Regions from separate parts of the Homo sapiens genome. Here region 1 is linked to region 2. The links are chromatin loops, found by intact Hi-C in ENCODE. Cell type or tissue: B cell. All regions are shown on one strand. Links, peaks and the distances in the headings refer to the core of each region. The heading gives the core; the rest is flanking DNA.

Evidence for each region. Hi-C counts contacts between places; a loop is a spot of excess contacts. Peaks named below come from ENCODE experiments on the same cell type or tissue, not always from the same donor. Only the 100,000 strongest peaks of a DNase experiment are listed, where the experiment ranks them.
Region 1: it touches region 2 in a loop (5-fold over the local background); 1 of 110 quality-filtered maps calls a loop at or near these places.

The regions. Positions count from the first base shown.
Region 1 is chr15:77,178,620-77,183,998 of GRCh38, forward strand. It overlaps PEAK1 (pseudopodium enriched atypical kinase 1), which reads right to left. Exons shown (of 10, transcript NM_001385026.1): 7 at 171-3,421. The coding sequence starts at 3,307. Among named protein-coding and RNA genes, the nearest start is that of LINC00597, 44 kb to the right of the region's middle. RefSeq lists enhancers at 1,236-1,375, 3,217-3,306. In B cell, for the core only: no CTCF peak of the experiment used is centred there; DNase peaks (open chromatin) are centred at 1,272 and 3,162; H3K4me3 peaks cover 2,023 bases; H3K27ac peaks cover 4,909 bases.
Region 2 is chr15:76,929,255-76,934,633 of GRCh38, forward strand. RCN2 (reticulocalbin 2) reads left to right here and starts at 2,495. Exons shown (of 7, transcript NM_002902.3): 1 at 2,495-2,731; 2 at 3,107-3,212. The coding sequence starts at 2,588. RefSeq lists a silencer at 2,188-2,937. In B cell, for the core only: no CTCF peak of the experiment used is centred there; a DNase peak (open chromatin) is centred at 2,417; H3K4me3 peaks cover 1,640 bases; H3K27ac peaks cover 1,805 bases.

The DNA of each region.
Region 1 (5,379 bases), core at 303-5,302, 250 kb after region 2:
TCACTTTAATACTATTCTAATCTTGGAATGCAGTTATAAAGATAGATGATGGCCACAGAGTGCTACTTACAAACAGAAATGGTTCTTATGCAATCTTAAAAGATATAAAAAACTTAGCACCTGAAAATGTGTTAAAAAATTCCCATATTCTTCCAGTCTATTTTACATACCTGAGAATCTTTTTAGGAATCTGTGATGGAGAAGAATGACTCCTCTTCTTCTCTGAGTCCTGTAGTAATGCATTCTCTGCTCTACCCTTCTCCATGACTGCTGCCTGGTCTGTCCTAGCCTTGCTCTGATCCACACTGAGCTGGCCTTGAGCAGGGTCGCACCTGTACATGAAGACAATGGCTGGTTTCTCACTGGACTCTCCTTTCGCCTCTGTGAACCAGTGATGGCGCTGAACTGGAGGAGGAGGCAGCATGTGAATGACTGTGCCATCCAGGCCCACCAGTTTCCCTTTCTCTCGCTCTTTCTCTTTGTCATCCTCCTCATCTGTTTTCCGACGGCGGAAGAAGCTTTTAAATGATATCCAGCGCTTAGGTTTTGCATCAGCTGCCCGCCTGCTGCCTTCAGAGTGCAAAACTGATTCAGCTTCTGTTGACCTGGTAGGGCTGGTTGGCTTGGTCCAGTTGGTGAAATGCCTCTGCAAAAGGTTACCTGCATGGTAAGGAGAAGAAGTAGAGCGTGGCGGGGGAAAGGGAGCTGGTGGCTCACTTTGGGGGCTAGTCACTAATTTGGAGGGAGAGGGGGTGACTGGCTTTATGGATGGGTCTTTCTGTACTTTGGTGGTAGGACTGTCTGTGGTCTGAGGTGCTTCAGCCTCACCACTAGGCTGAGATGTAAAGAGAGATTTGGGCCGGACTGGCGTACTCTTAGGTGTGCTCTTAGCAACATCAGCATCTGGAGGAATGGCATAAAGCTCTTCCACACTGCAAGCTTTAGGGCCAGATTGAGGTGTTTCTGGAGGAGACTGTGGGGGTTGGATTGAAGCCACAATCTGAGAAAGCACTGTGCTTGCTTTCTCTCTGGTGCTGCTGCTGCCCACCATCTGAGACTCCTGAGTGCCTTCTATTTTGGCCACAGGCTCTTGAGTGGCTCTCTGGATCTTTGCTGGGGAGCTGTGGCTGGAACTATAGCTTCTCTGTGGTGAAGACTGACCTCTGTTGAGACAGTTGTTAAACTCTTGAACCTTCTGAGCCACTGAGCCCCTTTTATGCTCTGTGCTGTTTGAAAACCCTTTAGTTTGAAGACAGTCAGTGGTTTTGCTAGTGGTGTTATCAGGCACTTTGCTTTCTGTTTCTATTTCTTCATAAGTATGGCTTATTACACTTGTGGTTTTTTCCTTCACTGAGAGTTCTCCACTTGTTCCCAGAAAACTTTTGTAGATAGCTAGATTGTCATATGCATTTGGATTGATAACAATGGGAACTTTGATAGCATTTTTGGAACTCCGAGCATAAGTTGGCTCGTCATGAATGATAATTGGAAAAGGTGGCATACCAGCATTGTTATAACTATTAAATTTAATTTCAGACAAATTAGGTGACTTAACAGGGATGGTTTTGGAGGAAATGTTTGTAGCTGTGGGTGATGTAGGTGCTGATTTGTGACAGTTTTTCCTTGGAGGAACATTTGGTCCAGTTCCACTAGTAATTAGTTCTACTTTAGGTATCTTTTGTCGTGGACTGGTGCTAGAAGTCCATACTTCTTGGTATCGAATTGCACTGGATTTTTGGAAATGGGCACTTATTTGTCCTGGTGTCAATGAAGATGATGTAACTGGAGAGTTTGGAGTAGAGGATGAGCTTTTTGTCTTGGGGCTGTTAACAGGGCCCTCGAGGTGCTCACTGGCCATGGCTGCTGACACATCCACGACAGTATATGGCTTGCACAATGGCTGTTCCAGGTTCACAACTCGGTAAGGTTTTGCTTGCTCTTCTGTGGGGACAAGGTTTATGGTTACTGCTTGCCCAGCAACATCTGTAGAGGCTTTACTTTCTTCCTTCTCAGTTTGTACAGCAATCTTGCCATCTTTCTCTTCTAATCGGAGAGCAAGGACTGCTTTGTGGGTCTCTGGAACTTTTATTGAGCTTTTGGAAGCCTGTGATGAATCTTTATCCTGATTATTACTAGAGGGACTTTCATAATTGGGCTCAATTTCCTTCATGTCCTTAGAATCTCCTGGGTTACCAGGAGATAATCCCCCATTACAAATCTTCTGGGATAAACTACTGGCTGTCTCAGAACGTGATTCTTCTGTTAAAGAAGAATCTGGTGATGTGGAGTCAGATGACACCATGCTCTGAATGCTTCCTTGTCCATAAGAGACCACAGAATTTTCCTCATAACCATTCAGGATTTCATCATAGCTGTCATCATAGTCCACAGCACAGATTCTCTGCAGAGACTTGTTTCGCAGGGGGATGGTATTCCATTTTTTGTCCACAAAGAATCGAACAGGAGACAATGTGTTTGCTCTGAAGTTGGCAAAGCGAGGTTGCCCTCTCATGCGAATCTCCATGGCCAACAGCTCTTCATCACTCTCATCCCAACTCTCGTGCTCCTCCTCCATGTTACTGAAAAGTACATCCTCTTCACTCTCCTCGCCACTGGAAAACTCTGGGTAACAGAACCGGCCCCCTTCATTACTAATCACTTCTGTGCTCCCACTCAGAATAACATGCTTGCCCTGAGTTTCCTTTATCCCACCTATCATGCAACTTGGTGGAAGCTTTCTTTCCAATGATCGTTTATAGCAATCATTTATTCTTCCCAAGAATGTTTCTCTGGAGTTTGTTTCATTTCCTCTTATCTGAGGGGCAGTATCCAAGCCTGCTATCTCCTTTAACACTTCAGTTAGTCCATTATTGTTATCTGACATCTTCTTTGCACTATCATTATTGCCATAAGGCTTAGGAACATGGCTAATTCCTTCATCATCTTCATTATTATTGTTAAGTGGTTTCTGACTCAAGGCAGCTCTGTTTCGGTTCCACCCTATGATGACAGGTTTGTTCTCACAGTGTTCTTGGATGCTAAGCTCACCACATATACTTTGCCCATCTGCCACTATCATAGTGGGCTTCACAGCTATAGTGGGTTTTTTAGCCACAGGAGGCCGGAAATTGCCCGTGTTCCTGATGCGGTGGTTGTTACTGTGATTGGCATTAGTTTTCACATTGCCATGGGTGATGGGTGCCTTCTCAGGGTCTGGGGGAAGCTGGTGCAAACTTTTAGGTTTAAAGCAATTCTTGCATTCACCAGGTTTCCAAACATGTTCAGTAAAGGTGTTACAAGCAGACATTTTTAAAAATAGAACTTCACAGACAATGCTTTTCTTTCAGTGCATGACAAAACTTTCATCTGTTAGTTTTCACTTCCCCTATGTGTTACAGCAGCTCTTCTAAGAATGATCAATCTGTGGAGGGGAAAAGAAGACAAAAAATCTGAATGAAAAAGGCACTATGAGACTTACCATTATTAGTGACTTGAAAAAACTGACTCCATTCCTAAACTTTTCCTTAAATTAAAAGACTGAGAGCTAAACTAATTTGTGTACTTTGTAATTTCCCTTTAGCCAATCAGCATTTGGAAAGTGAGCTTTTTAACTATAATTTTATGCACTCTTATCTATCCATACATAATCTTCAGCTTGATGTCTCTGTTGCAATGATTCTGTGACCTTCCCTCCCAGAAATGCCTTTGATACCACTCCTTCTGTTATCCACCAATTTCTCTAACACTTCCCAGCCCATTATAGATTCCTCTTCTTCCACCTACCCTTGAATGTTTTAGACATTTCGTAGACTCCTCAAACTCAATGCATTGAAAATGAAGCTTCGGGGCTGGGTGCAGTGGCTCATGCCTGTAATCTCAGCATGTTGGGAGGCAGGCCAAGGTGGGAAGATCCCTTGAGCCCAGGAGTTCAAGACCAGCCTGGCTAACATGATAAAATCCCATCTCTAAAAAAAATATAAAAATTAGCTGGGTGTGGTAGCACACACCTATAGTTCCAGATACTCAGGAAGCTGAGGCAGGAGGATTGTTTGAGCCTGGGAGGTGGAGGTTGCAGTGAGCAGATTGTGCCACAGTACTTCAGCCTGGGTGACAGAGTGAGACCTTGTCTCAAAAAAAAAAAAAAAAAAAAGGCTGAAAAGGAGACCAGGGGCCAGATCATGCAAGGCCTTTTAGGCTTTTAAAGATTATAGAGTTTATCCTAAGAGCAGTGGGAAGCCACTGAAGGGTCTTGAATAGGGGAAACAACATAATCCAATTTGCATTTTAAAAAGACAGCTCTGACCAAAACCCATGAAATTCTTACGTATATAAGTCCAACAAAATATGTGTAAAATCTAGAATCTATATGAGCAAAACTATAAAACACTGATAGATGAAGGGGGGAAGAAGGGGGAAAGGTAAGCAAATTATAGCCCAGAGGCCAAATGTAGCTTATTCCTGTTTTTGTATCCCAAGGTTAAGGATGCTTTTTATGTTTTTAAATGGTTGGAAACAAATCAAAACGAGAATAATGTTCTGCAACAAGTGAAAATTATATGAAATTCTAAATTCAGTACCCACAAATAAAGCTCCATTGGAACGCCAGTCACACTCATTTGTTTACATACTCATTTGCCTATGGTGGCTTCTGTGCTACAATGGAGAGATGAGTAGCTATGAAATGTGTGACACACAGACTGTATGCTTCACTTTTACTGCTTTGTGGCACTCTACAAATTGCAGGATTTCCACTGGTGCATCTATCAGCTGTGTGAAATTACATTTTTCAAAGATAATACATAAAATTATAAAATAAAATTATGAAATACGTAAAATTTCATTACAGATATGAATTAATAGATGAACATTTGTAATCAATTTTGATGAGAGGAAGTACTAACTTTGAACCCCCATCAAGCACAATGTTATCCTCCCCAAAATGGAATTTCATTCTTCTCACTAGCAAACCTCTGTTATAAAATATTGTACCTAAATATATTTTGCCTTTTATCAAAAACATTTGCCAAAAAAAAAATGACAAGAGAATGAAGACAAACCCCAGAGTAGGAGAAATTATGTGAAACATTCATATCTGACAAAGGACTTTGTATTTGGAATATATAAAGAACTTTCAAAACTCAACAAAAAGAAAAACCCAATAAAAAACAGGTAAAAGATTTGAGCAGACACTTAACCAAATATATATGATTTTTGATCTTTTTTTTTGAGACAGGATCTCACTCTGTCACCCAGTCTGGTGTGTAGTGGTATGATCACAGCTCACTGCAGCCTCAACCTCCCTGGCTCAATCAAGCCTCTCACCTCAGCCTCTGGAGTAGCTGGGACTATGGGCACATGCCACTATGCCTGGCTAATTTT
Region 2 (5,379 bases), core at 138-5,137:
AAAGCTGCAGTCTCATTGAGTTTGTTGGCTTTCCCACTTAAGTTGTTTATTGTACCAAATCTCATTCATTCTGGTGGAAATCAGCCTGTAACACAAGGGTCCATGCCATATATGTTAAATATTGCTTTGTTTTTTAAGCCACTGCTTATTGTAACACACATCTTACCAAATTCAAAAAGCAAGAAATCTACAAATCTTTCTTTCAATAGTTTCAAAGTTAACTTTATTACCCATAATACATACTTCTAAAAGAATGCCAGAATAGCTGAATTCATACATTTCACAAAAATTTATTGAGTTCCTCTTTTTTGTAGGTGCACTAGGAGAAATCACACAGTTCCCTACCTCAAGGCTCTCACAGCAAACAAATCTAAAAAAATGATTGAACTGTATACTTAACATTTGTGTACTTTAGGTAAATTATACCTCAATAAAAATATAAATAAAACCAATTTTGCTATATGCTATGGGCTTTTATAGGTCAAGAAAATTGATCTTTGGATTCTCATAACACATTTTTTTAAACAGGCTACTTATTTTAGATATTTATTTTTCCCCGAGTAGAATGGATTAATTACAAGTAATGACATTGGATCAGTCTTGCCTCTTTTAAGCATAGGCCTTTACTGTAATCTGCTTCCAAACAATCCCAATAAAATCGTTGATTTTAAGAGTCAAAAAGTTGCTCAGAGCCTTCTTCAGGGACTCTTAACTTTTTCTGCCACATGGATCCTTTGAAACTCTGATAAAAGCAAAGCTATAGACTTCCTCCCTGGAAATATACACATGCACCAAGATTTTGGGATAAACACACCACTGAAAACCATGCAGGGACCACTTAGGAACCCAAAGATCTCAAATTAAGATCCACTGAGATAACACAATCCTTTTCCTCCAGATGAAAGCAATAGACCCAGGGAGCGAAAACAGCCTGTTTAGGGGCTGAAGACAGAACCCAGCCTTCTGATACTGCTTACTCCACTGTCTCTTTAGATATCATTAAGTTCCCTTGGCCCCCAAAACTCCCATCTGTGGATCCCCTGAGTTTAGAAGAACTTCCACAGTACCTTGTAGCCTACCTTTTATAACTGGAGTCACGCCGGAAGCTGGTCAAAGTTTACCTTTTACTTATTGGAGAACAACAGGTACAAAGCAGAGTTTCTTATATTAAATTGGGACATTTTTCTCTTTTTTTCCTCAAAACCGAGAATGGAAGTGAAAATTAAAATCCAGCAATAAAGGGTTTTCTTTTTAGTTTAATGAAATCAACTCTAAAATTTGCTTTTATTTATATTCTGAAATTTAAAACTTTGTTCTTCGTTGATCTTTATAACATTGGAAAGATTGAACTTACACTTTGCTCTGTGAATCTTTCAATGGTTTGTGACCAAACCATAAATTTCAACCCGACCCAGGAAATTTCTGCGACTTGTGCCCACCCAGTTTTGCAGTTTGGAACAGAATTCTTGCTCCCAATCCAAATAGAGACTGAGAGAAATGAAAGAGGACCCAGAAAGCCTTTTCTTCTCTGTGAAAGGCCTGATCCTAAGTGGCGCAATCAATAAAGAAAAGGGTTCAAGGTGCAGCCTACAAATTTCTTAGAGTTTAATGTGTTCAGGTTGAGGTGGAGAAATTACATAAACCTGTGAATAGACATGGAATAGAAGCCATGTGTATATGCATTCTGTCCCTAAAGGTTTTGCTAGGTACTTACTAAGCTATTCCTTCTGTGCAATCATCTTTCGTTTTTCTACTTGTATGGATGAAAGCCTACCTTCACTGAACACTTCACCTTATGTGCCAGCTATTGTTCTAAACCCATTACATTATTTAATCTTCACGACAATTCTTTAAGGTAGTCTTATTACTATGCTCATTTTATAGATGAGCAAACAAGTTTTCAGGGGTCAAGAAATTTGAGCAAGTTCACATTAACTTGTAAATCACGAAATTGAGCATCAGATACAAGCATCTGGCTGCACTTCCTGAGTTTGTACGTCCTACTCTCATAAAATAGATACATTGAAGACTGAGAAAGAATACTGTTGGCCGATTCCTCAGGCAATAATTTTTTCGATATTGTATTGTTGTCTCAGAAACCTCCAGCCTCTCTCATTGATGGACGGTAGGAGGGGCACATGGAGTGGACCAGGAGTGGGCAGGAGTGGGGTGGGGGCGTGCTTTTAGAAGCGTTTCGGGGGAACGACAAGGCGCGGGTCGTAGAGGTCTACCCTCTCTGCAGTCCCAGCATGGCTCCTGGAGCTCTCTGGGCGGCCGCTGACCCCGACATCGCGGCGGCCCGCCCCCAGCGCCGCGCTGCCCAATCAGCGGCGCGGCCTGGTGCCCCGCCACTCCGCGCCGGCCATATAGGCCTCCTCCTGGCGCGCCTCCGCACCGCATTGGTGGACCGGCCCCCAGCCCGTCCATGGGCGTTGTGGCCGCCACCGCAGGTTCCGCCTCCCGTTCCCTCCGCCCTCAACGTACGTCGCACCGCCTCTCTGTAGCCGCCCGCGGAGCATCGCAGCCGGCCCGGGCCCCCGCCAGCCTCCCTCCTCGCGTCCCTCGGTGTCCTCCGCGGGCCGGCGCGATGCGGCTGGGCCCGAGGACCGCGGCGTTGGGGCTGCTGCTGCTGTGCGCCGCCGCGGCCGGCGCCGGCAAGGCCGAGGAGCTGCACTACCCGCTGGGCGAGCGCCGCAGCGACTACGACCGCGAGGCGCTGCTGGGCGTCCAGGTGAGGCGGCCAGGCCGGTGCTGGGAGGGCCGGGCCTCGCACCGCGGCTGCCGCGGGCTTTGTCCCGGGACAAAGGGGGGCGGCCGGGCGAGGCCTGGCAGGGGCGGCCTGACAATGGGGGCCGGGCGGCGCGGCACTCGCTCTCTGGGGGTCCTGGGGCCTGGAAAGCCTGAGGAGATAGCACGGCCCAAGAGCTGGATCCCTTCTACCCCTCAGATCATGGAGGGTGTGTAGGGGGTAGGGGCCTTGAAGTGCAGGTGCGGGTCACCCCGAAACCCTTTGGCAAGGGGGTCTTCTAGTAGCCCTGTTTTTCTCCACCATTTTGCCCCACTGATAGTAATGCTTGGCCCTCCTGTGTGTCGCTTCCCCCTAAAGGAAGATGTGGATGAATATGTTAAACTCGGCCACGAAGAGCAGCAAAAAAGACTGCAGGCGATCATAAAGAAAATCGACTTGGACTCAGATGGCTTTCTCACTGAAAGTAAGGACTGCCCTACACGACTAACAATGGAGACAAACACAAATATGTTAAGCAGCGGTGTCTGCTGAATGTATAGATTGCTAGTGTCCCAAGTTGGAAGTCCTGTGAGAAGGAGAAAAGGACATGGAGAATAGGCTTTATACTTACAAATCTTTAGACACTGAGAACCAAGTAAAACTCGGTGCTTTCTCCAGTTATATATAAACATCATTGACCCTGTACTCTATGTGGAAGTCACACCTTGAGACACCCTCTTTCTCACGTGACTTTTGTTAGTGTCAACAATATGATTTATTTTAGAGAAATATGCCCCAAAACTTTAAGGCAGTAAATGATTTATCGCTCTTTTGATATATGCTTCATTTAAATTTTAGGAATTTGCTTCTTTTTTTAAGCAAGTAGAAAAAGACCTGTTGCCTGTGAATTACGTTTATTATAACATTATACCAAAATGTTAGAGCTGGTAGGGGCCTTGGGATCATCTTGTCCACATCACTTTGTAGAGATGAAGAAATGAAGCACAGGGATAAGTGCCTTCTACAAATAAGTGGCAAAGCTGGACTAGAATCCAGGTATCCTGCTCTTAATTCAGGTTTTAATATCCTTCAGTTAAAAAAAAAAATCTGATGCTCTCAGGTAAATTCTCTAGTCAGAAATGAAATGCACAGACTATTAAAAGAATGTTCTAAATAAATTGCTGTGCAGTTGTCTCTCCCCATTGTTCAATTCAAATGATGTTCCCTGTCAGCGTTCCAAGTGGGTCCTCAGAAAAATTCAGGTTGTTATTGTGACTCTTAAGTTAGCTGTTTTTCTGTAACTCTCATTTAAATGCTGTTCACCATCAAGGAATTAAGTTGCTGGAGACAATTAAAAACTGGTAAATTTAAGATGTGCTGTCAATGACATATTCACATTGGAACCCTCTGGAAGATTAAGGGCTTTTTTCTTCCACTTAGTTAGACAATAATAACAAGACCTTTGGTCTCTGATTATCCAATCTAAGAATAAGTCAATCTTTGGTTATACTAGAGTAATCAAAGAACACAACACGTTGATTTGGAAGACTGCGTGGTACCTATCTGTCAAGACCTAGATATGTTCAAATATTTAATAGTAAGGTTTTAAGAAGTTTAAACTTAGAAAAGTTTTAGTCCAAATATTCATTATACAGATGAGAAGAAAAGCTTGAGATGGTAAACTACCCCCTGATGGCAAAGCTGAAGTGTGAACCCACATTTCTGATCCCTGTTCCATTCTGTTTTCTTCTATGCCATGGTGATCTCTTTAAATAAACTAGAAGAAAGATTCATGGTGCTTACGAAAGCCTTCATTCTACTTGAGGACCCTTAAGATAATTTTGGCAATTTGCTCTTTGAGGGCCAGGTCTGGAATCAGATGTTAAGAGGTAGCAAAACTCAGTAGGAGTTGGCTTTGAAGCCAGACAGGTTTGAATCTGGACTCTGCTATTTACTAGTTGTGAAGGCTTGGACTTTTCTGAACCTCAGTTTCCTCACCTGTATAATAGTGATGATTATAATTGCATTGTTTTGAAGATTAGAGGCAACATGTACAGAGGAACCTGATAAATGGTATACTCATGCTGTCCTCACAAATATTCGTGTTCGTCCCTCCCTTTGTTTCCTTTAACGTAGTTTAGTAAATATTTTTATGAATAGTTTTTTGTTTTTTTTTTTGAGGCAGAGTCTCGCTCTTGTCACCCATGTTGGCGTGCAGTAGTGTGATCTTGGCTCACTACAGCCTCTGCCACCCAGGTTCAAGTGATTCTTCTGTCTCAGCCTCCCAAGTAGCTGGGATTACAGGCACTGGCCACCATGCCCGGCTAATTTTTGTATTTTTAGTAGAGACGGGGTTTTACCCGAGACCAGGCTGGTCTCGAAATCCTGACCTTAGGTGATCCGCCTGCCTCAGCCTCCCAAAGTGCTGGGATTACAGGCGTGAGCCACTGAGCCCAGCCAAATAGATTTTTTAAAAGTTGATTGAAAAGTGAACATTTGAATTTTAGAAACTTTCCCATGCCTTCAGGTACCAAGTTAAGACAGATAGCTGTTGCAGGAAGGGCATAAATTGCTACCCATAACTTCGTTAAAATTTACTCCAGATGTTTTAACAACATATTTAAAGGTAATATACTGAAGCAGTATTCTCA